Regions from separate parts of the Homo sapiens genome. Here region 2 is linked to region 1. The links are chromatin contacts, found by Hi-C or POLR2A ChIA-PET in ENCODE. All regions are on one chromosome and are shown on one strand. The core of a region is the stretch at or near the end of the contact, and the rest is flanking DNA. Distances in the headings are between cores, read along the strand shown. Region 1 holds the start of TMA7B (translation machinery associated 7 homolog B). Region 2 overlaps SGSM3 (small G protein signaling modulator 3).

The links. A loop is a pair of places that touch in the nucleus more often than their neighbours do. ChIA-PET counts read pairs that join two places held with the same protein, here RNA polymerase II (POLR2A). Pooled maps may share reads with other maps.
Region 2: a pooled map shows a loop between it and region 1 (4-fold over the local background). The contact joins the enhancer-like site here to the promoter of TMA7B in region 1. A Hi-C loop is called at or near these places in 1 of 37 single-sample maps with no recorded cell type and 2 of 50 pooled maps. POLR2A ChIA-PET finds 5 or more read pairs at or near these places in 2 of 52 experiments (T-cell and activated CD4-positive, alpha-beta T cell).

What each region holds. Positions count from the first base shown.
Region 1 is chr22:39,959,120-39,965,408 of GRCh38, forward strand. TMA7B (translation machinery associated 7 homolog B) reads left to right here and starts at 1,278. Exons shown (of 2, transcript NM_001396013.1): 1 at 1,278-1,800; 2 at 4,801-5,786. The coding sequence starts at 5,256. The coding sequence ends at 5,450. It overlaps GRAP2 (GRB2 related adaptor protein 2), which reads left to right. Exons shown (of 8, transcript NM_004810.4): 4 at 936-1,055. RefSeq lists an enhancer at 1-425 and a silencer at 6,109-6,286.
Region 2 is chr22:40,397,079-40,402,964 of GRCh38, forward strand. SGSM3 (small G protein signaling modulator 3) reads left to right here. Exons shown (of 22, transcript NM_015705.6): 2 at 3,618-3,735; 3 at 4,515-4,597; 4 at 5,061-5,127. The coding sequence starts at 3,729. Among named protein-coding and RNA genes, the nearest start is that of SGSM3, 29 kb to the left of the region's middle. RefSeq lists enhancers at 1,197-1,256, 1,837-1,936. Within about 2 kb of position 3,258, at least 8 of the 41 ENCODE cell types and tissues checked have a DNase peak (open chromatin) inside an H3K27ac peak, as active enhancers do.

The DNA of each region.
Region 1 (6,289 bases), core at 28-2,527:
GTCCCACCTTTGGCCGCTGAGTGATTGCAGACACTCATTTTGCTTGTCTGTGGTGGAGAGAGGTCTCTGGCCTCCTGCTTTGAGGCTGCAGCCACAGCTTGCCTGGCCCTGTGTAAGTGTTTGACCTATTTCATACATGCCACGCTGTATGCAGCTGTACCTCCAGGGGCTGCCACCCTGACCATTCTGCTAAAAGAGTAATTTCTCCTGTTTCTTCTTTTCCACAGTAAAGATTATTTCCCAGCCTGGATTTTTGGGGCAGGCCCAGGATCTGGTTGTATAGACGCCGCTCTCTGGCGGCTGCCAGCCTCGCTGATTTCCAAGCATGTACACTGGACTCCCTAGGAACACTGCAGCCTCTGCTAGGCACACTGAGCAAAGCCCCCTTGTGCTCCATGCCAGCCTAGGTAACGTGACGCCCTGGGCTGTAACTTTCCTTTAATACCCAGGGAGGAACCTCTAGGCCACTGAGACCTCAGGGCAGGCATGAGCACCCCAGGCCCTGCTCAGCCGGCTGCACCTGGTTGGCTCCAGTGCCTGAAGCCTTCCCTTCCCTCCCCAGTGCATCCTCTGTCCTCGCAGCTCTGGTCTATCTCTTCCGCAGCTGCCGGCAGGCGGCTGCTTCCTGCAGTGAGTCACTCCCACACTGCCCCATTTTGGTGCAGCGACACATTTCCATGATTCGTTTCCCAGGCTGGAGAGAGACTTCTCCTGGAGAGAAGGAACAAAGAGGGTGAATCAAGGGGAATGCTCCCTCGCCTTTCCTGAAAGCTGCCTGGAGCACTGGTTTGATTTCAAACAGCACCTGGTCTCTCTCTGCTCCCTACTGTACAGAGTCCCCAGCCTCTTTCCCTCTGGGTCACCTCTTCTCCACGTCTCCCTCTTGTCACTCCTGTGTCTCATCCTGATCCTTTTGTTTGATCTCGCCCCCACAGATGGTTTCACGAAGGCCTCTCTCGACACCAGGCAGAGAACTTACTCATGGGCAAGGAGGTTGGCTTCTTCATCATCCGGGCCAGCCAGAGCTCCCCAGGGGACTTCTCCATCTCTGTCAGGTACTGACCATTCCTGACACTGCCTTGGCCCTTCTCGGCCTGTTAACCTCACAGAATGCTGAAGCCATGAAGGGACCTCTGGAATATGACCCAATGGTCAGAAGCATGGTGGCCTAGGGGCCAAGCATGGCAGCAGCTTCACAACCTGCTGCTCCCAGTGCCTTCCCAAAACATGCACACACCACTCTTTAGAACACTGGTGTGTGTTTGAAATTATTTCTACGCCCATCTGCCTCCCCTTCTAGCCCAGGTGCTTCTGGAAGGGCAGGATTTTCCTCTACTTCATCTTTATGCCTTTAACAGTGTCTTGCATAAAAGAGAGACACTCAGTGAGTATTTGTGGAAGGAAGGAGGGATAGGAGGAGGAGAACTCCCACTTGTCCAGATCCATCTGGGGGTTTAAATCTTAACCTTTTCTTTTATGATTGATGCATATCTGAAGAAGAGTCAGAGAAAAATAGAAATCTCAAGTCACTGCTGTAGGATATACAGGGGCGGAAAAGTTGTGGCACCTTTCTTTGCCCATCAGAGGAGTCACAGCTGACACTCCTACAAGACAGGTTAACAAGAGGAGAGTGGACACATTTATTTAATCAAAGACTTGTGTGACACAGAAGCCTTCAGAAATGAAGACCCAAGACCCAGGGAAAGCCGTCTATTTTTATGCTTAGGTTTGTCAAAGGACAGACAGCCCTGTAGAAATGGGATTGGACAAAGGGGGTTTGATCTAAGGTAACAGACTGAGGTAGGAAACTGAACAAGGCCTGTCCCAAGTCTTCTTTTTTTTTTTTTTTTTTGGAGACAGCTGTTGCCCAGGCTGGAGTGCAGTGACGCAATCATTGCTCACCACAGCCTCTGTGTCCCAGGCTCAAGCCATCTTCCCACCTCAGCCTCTCAAGTAGCTGGGGATACAGGTGCACACCACCACACCTGGCTAATATTTTTTTAACTTATTTCTTTGTAGAGACTAGGTCTTACTGTGTTGCCTGGGCTGATCTCAAACTCCTGGCCTCGAGTAATCCTCCTGCCTTGGCCTCCCCCATAGTGACCCTTCTAGTCTCTCTGACCCACTGTGGGGAAGAGGAATTCTAATTTCTATGACTCACTCAGGGGGAGAAAGAGGAGCGGGAGACAGGAGGGCAGGAGAAGGCCAAAGGAAGACTTTGCTTCCAAGGCTGCTTCTGAAACCTTCCCATCTCCTTTGGTTCGAAGCACTCAGCATGCCAAGGGGTGTCGTTTTCTGAGCCCCAACAAATACATGTATAGTTGTAGGCAGCTGAACAAAAAGAAAGGCTACTTCAACACAGTACAGTACAGCAAGACCGAAAACCACAGAACAGAGGGCCAGGAGTGGGGGAGGACTGTAACAGCGAAATCTCACTAAGGTGCAGCAACCCATAGGAAGTGACTCAGTCCACGCGTAGACATTACACAGCCCCAAACTCAGAAGCCCAGTTCGGAACACACTGTGTGTGGTCAGCATGTTGAGGATCGCAAGTCACGTATCAGACTTCACCACATGTGAAACTGCAAGAATATAATGCTGTTAGCAGATCAGGAGAAGTACAGCAAAACCTTACTGTCAAGTTATTGGCAGGAAATACCGATCTGGTTTATTCAATATATTTTGAAAGGCATAAAGCTTTGTTTTAAGGACAGAAATCCAATCTCAAGTAATAAACTGTGGCCACTTTGCTGTTTAGAAAGAATGGATATTTGAAAGGATAGGTAGGAAGGACTTAAAAATAACAGGTCAACAATTTGTATGCATACATACCTTTAAAGTGGTCTCTTTAGCATTGCCCTTGCAATCTTGCTTAAACTCTTTTCTTCAGTAAAAACTTTATTTTCATAGCTTGGAGAATGGTTAACTTTAGTTCAGGCCAATATTGATGTATCACAAATTCTAATCTTGTTAGGTCTTAATTAATGAAATTTCGCTCCATTAACATATATTACAAGTCAGGGTCGGGCGCCGTGGCTCATGCCTCTAATCCCAGCACTTTGGGAGGCTGAGTTGGGAGGAATGCTTTAAGCCAAGGAGTTGGAGACCAGCCGGGGCAACTAGTGAGACCTCATCTCTACTAAAAATAAAAAATTAACCCAGTGCAGTGGCGCATGCCTGTGGTCCCAACTACTTGGGAGGCTGAAGTTAAAGGATTGTTGGAGCTGGGCGGTTGAGGTTGCAGTGAGCCAAGATCGATCGCACCACTGCACTCTAGCCTGGGTGACAGAGCAAGACCCTGTCTCAAGAGAAAAAAATTATTTACATATATTATATACATATATTATTAGAAAAAACAATTATACATATATTTAACATGCGTGTATATATATTACAAGTCAAATCTATTTCTTAAGCCTCCCCTCTTTACCCCATCATAAACTTGACCAAGTAATTTGTTAGACTGAGGGGTATCTCTTGGGCCTTTGGTTTGCATGAAGATGACTCTGGCTTTTTCAGCTAGAAACTATGGTTTTTGTGGTTTCGTTGGTTTTTTGAGACAGACTCTCGCTCTGTCGCCCAGGCTGGAGTGCAGTGGCGCAATCTCGGCTCCCTGCAACCTCCGCCTCCCAGGTTCAAAGCAATTCTCGTGCCTTGGCCTCCTGAGTAGCTGGGACCATGGGTTCGCACCACCACGCCTGGCTAATTTGTGTGTGTGTGGTTTTTTTCAGTAGAGACGGGGTTTCGTCATGTTGGCCAGGCTGGTCTTGAACTCCTGGCCTCATGTAATCCACCCGCCTCAGCCTCCCAAAGTGCTAGGATTACAGGCGCGACCCACTGTGCCCGGACCCAGAACTATGGTTTATATTTCCTTAATTAAAGTGAGTTCTACAAAACAGTAGGCCTTGACTTCTACCGAAGTCTTCCCCTGATATTCAGGCGATGAAGCTTCTAGTTATGGTGACAATTACCGTAATCCTTATCACGTCTTTGCAGAAATGTAGTATAATATTTTCCAAAGCAAAATCATTATTAATTATTTTTACATCTGTCATGGGCACAGATAATTAAGAGCTAATTGTAGTTCTATCACTCAGCATTTGTTAAGGGCCTGAAACACCAGATTTTGGAGTCCAGCGCCCTGAGTCGCATCCTTTCCTTTGTTCCTCTTCAGGCTTGAGACAATGGTCAGGCCATCCTCTCCTTGTAGACCCAGATAACCAGCTGCAACCCTCACACCCATCCTTACAGCTTATGAGAGTAAAAGGGTCAATGTTTCACACTCTGAGTTCTTTGAGGTGGTGGATGAAAAATTATAATATCACAAGAATATTTTCTCCTCCTCACCTGGATGTGAAGGATAATGACTTTGAGTTGATCCATGTTGTCTTAGAATGAAGAAAGTATCTGTTGGTGGCCAAAACCAAGGGGAAGACCACAAAGTGATTGCAATATGTTGATTACCACCCGAAATCAGTCAAGCAAGAGGCCACTTGTACAACCTGTGGCTTCACCCAGCTATGAGCAAATCCCAGCACATAAGATGAGATTGAGGGTCAGAATTTCCATCTCCTTCTTAACACAGGTCCCTAAATCCATCCCTAAGAAACCTCCATGGTCAGGCGCAGTGGCTCACGCCTGTAATCCCAGCACTTTGGGAGGCTGAGGTGGGCGGATCATGAGGTCAGGAGATCGAGACCATCCTGTCTAACACGATGAAACCCCGTCTCTACTAAAAATACAAAACTTAGCCGGGCGTGGTGGCGGGCGCCTGTAGTCCCAGCTACTTGGGAGGCTGAGGCAGGAGAATGGCATGAACCTGGGAGGTGGTGCTTGCAGTGAGCAGAGATCACGCCACTGCACTCCAGCCTGGGCGACAGAGCGAGACTCTGACTCAAAAAGAAACCTCCACTTACTCTCAGAGGTATCTTTACTCTCCGAGACCCTTTAAAATTCTTGACCTTTCTTTTACATCAGGCAATTGGCATCACTAGTGCCAGTTTATTTTTAGATATAAATGTATGTCTGTTTGAAAAATAAACTTTACATCCAAAAGAGAATGACTTGGCAATGAAGTAAAACTGGATCTAATGGTAAAGGCTCAGCCCACCCTTCCTAGATGGATAAAATCCATTTTCTCTAGCCCTGGTTCGAATGTGTCCCATCACTTGTGAGTCCAGACTGGCAACAAAAGGTGCTGATCTAAAAGAAGTTATCGTCCAGTGGCAGGGTCTGGGGAAGGGGCGGCAGGCGCCATGTCCAGCCACGAAGGTGGCAAGAAGAAGGCACTGAAACAGCCCAAGAAGCAGGCCAAGGAGATGGACGAGGAAGAGAAGGCTTTCAAGCAGAAACAAAAAGAGGAGCAGAAGAAACTCGAGGTGCTAAAAGCGAAGGTCGTGGGGAAGGGGCCTCTGGCCACAGGTGGAATTAAGAAATCTGGCAAAAAATAAGCTGTTCCTTGTGCCTAAGGAGACGGTGACCCTTTATTTCATCCGTATTTAAACCTCTCTATTCCCTCCTATAATATCTTTTGCCACCTATAGTTGGAATTAAGTGTCGTCTTGGAGCTGTTGTACATTTAAGAATAAACTTTTGTAAAAAAAAAAAAAAAAAAATCTTCCAGTGGCTCATCATCTCTTTAGTTGTTTTCACTAAGTCATTCCTACCATAACTGTGAATTTAAAGTAAAACCAGCTCAGAATCTTGCCAGAATCTGCTCTTTGGTCGTTGTTCTACCCTAAACTTTGTATCACCTGAAATTAAACCAACTCATTTGAAAGAAAAAAGAAGTTATCATGTTTAGGTGGCGTGACAGGCCAAGCTCACTAGACTGGAGTCAGAGACTCAGGGTTCTGGCCTCAGCCCTTACTCAGCAGTGACCTTGACCAAGCCCCTGCACCTCTGTGAGCCTCAGTGTCCTCATCTGTAAAATGGAGAAGTAAGGCTAAACAATCTCCAACATCCTTGCCAATTAAAACTCTATCATTTCACAGGGCGCAGTGCCTCACACCTGTAATCCCAGCACTTTGGGAGGCCAAGGCAGGTGGATCACCGGAGGTCTGGACTTCAAGACCAGCCTGACCAACATGGCGAAACCCCGTCTTTACTAAAGACTTGGTGGTGGGTGCCTGTAATCCCAGCTCCTCAGGAGGCTGAGACAGGAGAATCGCTTGAACCTGGGAGGCGGAGGTTGCAGTGAGCAGAGATCACACCACTGCACTCCAGCCTGGGCGACAGAGTGAGACTCCATCTCAAAAAAACAAAACAAACAAACAAACAAAAACTCTGT
Region 2 (5,886 bases), core at 2,008-4,507, 440 kb after region 1:
CTCCCAGATGGCTGCTTTCAGGAAGGTTTCCATAGCGACCAGAGGCAGGAAAAACCTGCCCACCCAGCTTAACAATTCACATCCGGCTGGGCTTTATAGCCAGTGGGAGAAGTGGCGTGTTTATATATACTTATATACATTACATACATTTATATGTGTGTGTAGCATTAAAGAGCTCAACCCTGCAGACTCTATATCCAGAATCTGGCTGGGTGTGGTGGCTCACACCTGTAATCACAGCACTTTGGGAGGCTGAGGCAGGAGGATCACTTAAGCTCAGGAATTCAAGACCAGCCTGGGCAACATAGAGGGACCTTGTCTCTAAAAAAAAAAATATGATAAAATATATCCATAATCTGACCATTTCTCAGTGTTCCCACCATAGGAAAGTCAACATACCTTTCACCCTGACTAATCCAACAGCCTCCTCTATGTCCACCACCACCTCTGCAAGACAGCCAGAGAGGGCTCAGAGCCCTCCCCTACTTTCCCAGCTCACTGAGAATGAAGCCCAGAATCCACCACACTGTGAGGCCTCGTAGTCCCCTGCTGTGTCTTCTCCCACCATTCAGGCTGTTTCCTCCCACTCTTTCCTTCTCATTCCCCAGCCCCTCCAGCCTGCTGGCTGCCTTGCAGCTGTTTCAGCATGCCCAGTGTGCTCCCAACTTGGGGCTGCTTCTCCCTGGATCTCCTTTCCCTCAGGTAGCCATGAGCCCTCAGTTCCTTTTGGTCTTTGCTCAGGTGTCCCTAACCCATATTCTAAAGAGCTTCTCCTGAACACTTGATATAAATCCCCTCTCTTCTGATAGTCTCCACACCTTGACCTTTATTTTTCCTCACAGCATTGTAGTTATCACAATCTATTTCTGTGTTTATCATCCAATTCTGTCTTTTTTTTTTTTTTTTTTTTTTGAGATGGAGTCTCTGTCACCAGGCTGGAATGCAGTGGCGCCATCTCAACTCACTGCAACCTCTGCCTCCTGGGTTCAAGTGATTCTCCTGCCTCGGCCTCCCGAGTAGCTGGGACTACAGGCACACGCCACCACGCCCAGCTAATTTTTGTATTTTTAGTAGGACAGGGTTTCACCATGTTGGCCAGGATGGTCTCAATCTCCCGACCTCAGGTGATCCACCCACCTCGGCCTCCCAAAGTGCTGGGATTACAGGCGTGAGCCACCGGGCCCAGCCTGTCATCTGATTCTCTAATGTAAGGGTCAGGACTTTTTCCCCCACTGTTGTGTCCCAGCTCTTAGAAGCTGCCTGGCTCTTAGGGGTGCTCAGTCCCCATTTGCTGATGAATGAATGAGTGGGAGGACAGCCAAGATCAGGAAAGGGGAGGGACTCCTGAGTGGGCCTTCCCAGCCCCTTCAGGCCTCCACAGCCAGATGTAGCTGATTTCTCTGCTACAAGCAGCCTGCAGGTGCTCTGTCACACTTTTACTCTGCCCTTTCAGAACCACCAACCAAACCCCTGCCTCTGGGGCCGATGGTGATGAGGAGTCTTTCTCATGCTCTCAACTGGGACATGTTATGTGGAACCATACACAGTTGTCATTTTTCTAGGCTGTAATGGATGAATATCGGCAATTTAATATGGTTCAACATAGTTTTTAGTATACCTCAATGAGGAGGGTCCATATATTAACAATAACTTTCTAAAAATTTTTAGGACTACTAATTGCCTGATACTTATTGAGTACTTATATGTGTCAGGCAGTGTGCTAAAGGCCTTATTTGCATCAGCTCACGTAATCCTCATAACCACAGTAAGGCATAGGTATTATTATTCCATTCTATCGAAAAGAAAACTGATACAGACGTGAAGTAAACTTGCCCACGGTTATAACAAGTGGGCACAGGCCCACTCTGCTACACGAGTAGCAGAGCTAGGATTGGACTGGAGATGTCTTTACTTTTTTTTTTTGAGACAGAGTCTCACTCTGTCACCCAGGCTGGAGGGCAGTGGTGCGATCTTGGCTCACTGCAACCTCTGCCTCCCGGGTTCAAGCAATTCTTGTGCCTCAGCCTCTCAAGTAGCTGCGATTACAGGGATGCATCACCATGCCTGGCTAATTTTTTTGTATTTTTAGTAGAGACAGGGTTTCACCATGGTGGCCAAGCTGGTCTCAAACTCCTGGCCTCAAGTGATCCGCCCACCTCAGCCTCCCAAAGTGCTGGGATTACAGGCGTGAGCCACCGCGCCCAGCCAAGATGTCTTTACTTTTAATCATGGTGCAGAGGATGAGCGCTGAGCCCACTCCCTCCCAAAGCTGACACGTGGTTGTTCTGCCACAGCCATTTGCCATCTCAGGCTCCAAGCCAGCAGGAGGCGTAATAGAGCACTGGGTTCCATTCCCAGGGCCATCTAGCTGGTGGCCATGTGTCCGTCATTTCACAGGGTGGGGTTACATGGTGTGGCAGGGCAAAGTTTTGGGAGTCCATTTGGAAACTATCAGTCTCTCCTAGGCTTATTTTCTGTTGTGTAAGGAATGAATGTGTTGTAAGGATTGAATGATGACATGACATGCTTTTTAAAATTTCTAGCTCAGTCTCTTTAATGTAAAAATATGTAATCATCCAGCTCATAGTTCTGAGGGAAACCCTATATCACATATATTTTACACTGAAGGAAGACATTAAAATTCCATTCTCTTCACACAGAACCAACCAACCAGGATGGCTGGCCTGTTGGGGAAGCAGGTTCTGCCATCTGGTTCTCAGCAGGCATGTCTGGAAGCAGGAGGGAGCGTCTCTCCCATTTGGGTACCAAAGCCTCTGTAACAGTCAGGAATGTTCTGCTGTGGCCTTTATCCTAAACTTGGCTTGGCCAGTGTGTGTCTGGGGCAGGAGCAGAGGCCGGGACACAGCTGAGCTGCCCACAGGAGCTATTTTTGCCCCCACACTTGTATGTCTTTAAAGAGAACTGGGATTTTCTCACAGCTCCTTTGAAGTGGTGGTTTGATTTTCCTCTTTTTTGCTTCTCACTTACCTAATTCTTCCCGATTTATCTAGAATTCCCAACACCAGAATTCCATGGCAGATAGCATGGAGAATAGGTTCTGTTATGGACCAGGATAACAACTGTCATTTCTGAATTCTCATTGTGTGAAAAATGGCAAAAGTAAATTTTTCTTCAGTGCCAGGTTTAGGTAAATATGATTTCAAAAACCGGAATGTAACTTGTCTTGAAATCTTTCAACCACATCTCCTCGTTGTCACCTACTTCCTTTCGTAGAGTGAGAGCCTTTAATTCTGTGGTTAGAAGTAAAAGGAAGTAAAGGCTTGGCCGGGCGCGGTGGCTCATGCTTGTAATCCCAGCACTTTGGGAGGCCGAGGCCGGCGGGATCACGAGGTCAGGAGTTCGAGACCAGCCTGGCCAATATGGTGAAACCCCGTCTCTACTAAAAAGACAAAAATCAGCCGGGTGTGGTGGTGCAACCCTGTAGTCCCAGCTACTCGGGAGGCCGAGGCAGAAGAATCTCTTGAACCCAGGAGGCAGAGGTTGCAGTGAGCTGAGATTGCACCACTGCACTCCAGCCTGAGGTGACCAAGCGAGACTCTGTCTAAAAAAAAATAAAAATAAAAATAGAATGACTTTCCTCTTTTCTCTTCTAACAGGGCAGATGATTCTGGACCAGATGAAGCCTGAGGAGCCTTCCAGCTCTAAGATAGCAGGATAGGAGACTTCTAAGATTGGAGCTGCAGAAGACTTGCCAGCCCACCAGCACAATGTCAGGTAGAGGCAGGGGCTGGACTTGGAAACGGGGTTTGAAGCTCTCACAGAGGAGCCAGAGGGATGGAAGGTGGCTTGTTTTCCATAAAACACCATCCAGATAAGAGAGGTGGAGATGGTAGGGAAGGCTTCTGGCTGGCTGAGAAAGTTATTAAAACTTCCTTCTCAGCTCTGCTCTCTAGCTCTCCTCCTCCAGCTCTCCAACCCGCAGATCTGCAGTCCTCAGGTGGAGAAAGAGGCCGGAAGATGAAGTTTGGTCATGTTTTGTAATGTGCTGCTGTTTCTTTCCCCTCTTCTCCAGAAATTTGCTGATTTCTAGGAGGTTTCTTTCACTCTGCTCCTTCCCTACCCAGCACGCTTGAGATGGGCCAGTCCCTTTAATGCTGGTGCTCTTAGAGGGAGAGGGTATTTCCTGATTTGAATTTTGCCTCTGCATTTTCTATTTTTTTTTTATTTTTTTGAGGCAGAGTTTCGCTCTTGTTGCCCAGGCTGGAGCGCAATGGCACGATCCTTGCTCACTGCAACCTCCGCTTCTTGGGTTCAAGCTATTCTCCTGCCTCCCGAGTAGCTGGGATTACAGGCATGTGCCACCACGCCCAGCTAATTTTGTATTTTTAGTAGAGATGGGTTTCTCCATGTTGGCCAGGCTGGTCTCAAACTCCTGACCTCAGGTGATCTGCCCACCTCGGCCTCCCAAAGTACTGAGATTACAGGCGTGAGCCACTGCGCCTGGCCTGCCTCTGCATTTTCTTGATTGTTCTCCTGGTCCTCTTTGGTTTTAGGAAGCCATACACCTGCCTGTGGCCCTTTCTCAGCCCTGACTCCGAGCATATGGCCCCAGGAGATCTTGGCCAAGTACACGCAGGTATAGCAGTTAGCCAGGCACCAGCCTGCTGTGCTCCCACGCTGTGGTATGAAGGGGACCCAGCTCTGCAGGCTGCCCAGGAAGAGGTGGCCAACTCACACAGGGTTATGAGTTCCCCACCAGAGATGGTATCTTAGCCCCATGTTTCCTGTGTGAATCAACCACTGTGGCACTATGCTCTCAGTATTATAGGGACACAACTGCATAAAACATGTTTCTTGCCTTGATTTTATTATCTTTGACCTCTGAGAAGAACAAGGAAAATAGAAGGTTGAGAAATTGCTAGAAGAAGGTTCAGAGAAGGTTGCGTGGTAACCAGAGGCGGCTTTTGGAAGAGTAGCCTTTGATCTGAGCCCGAAGGCTGGGTGGGATTTTAGCAGGCAACCCTGTGGGTGGCATCTTTCAGACCTGAGGCCCCCAACTAGGGGACAGGCAACTGACTTCAACCTCATCCTGATTCTAGAAGGAAGAGTCAGCAGAGCAACCAGAGTTCTACTACGATGAGTTTGGTTTCCGTGTGTACAAGGAAGGTAAACTTGAGCCCCTTTTGTGTGTCATCTTGCTGATGTTCTTTGGGGAGGACTCCGCTCCCTTGACTGAATTACTCGGCCTGTGATGGCTGAGCTCTGATGCGTCAGGGTTCCAGATTTAAGGACAGAGTGTATCTGAGGGTGATACTCTCATAAGTATGGGAGACTTCTGCTTTTTTTGAGATAAATTTTACTGATCCTCACCTGACAGTAAAAGCAATCGTGTTCACTGTAGAGAAGTTGAAAAATTCAGGCTGGACGTGGTGGCTCACGCCTGTAATCCCAGCACTTTGGGAGGCTGAGGTGGATGGATCACTTGAGGCCAAGAGTTCAAGACCAACCTAGCTAACATGGTGAAACCCCATCTCTACTAAAAATACAAAATTTGCCAGGTGTGATGGTGTGCGACTGTAATCCCAGCTACTCAGAAGGCTGAGGCAGGAGAATCTCTTGAACCCAGGAGGTGGAGGTTGCAGTGAGCTGAGACTGCGCCACTGCACTCCAGCCTAGGCAACAAGAGCAAACCTCTGTCTCAAAAAAGAAAAAAGCATATTTTCAATGGCTGTATAATATCCTTTTATAGTGAATATACAGTATTTGGATAACTACTTTTCTATAACTGAGTCTCTAGTCCATTTCTGTTGTTTTCTACTATAAATGGACCTTTTGGTCCTGAGTGGGCTATTGGGAAGTCCATCTGCCAGGCCAGAACTGTGGCTAGGACATTTTAATTGACTGCAACTAATCACCTTCAGGTCA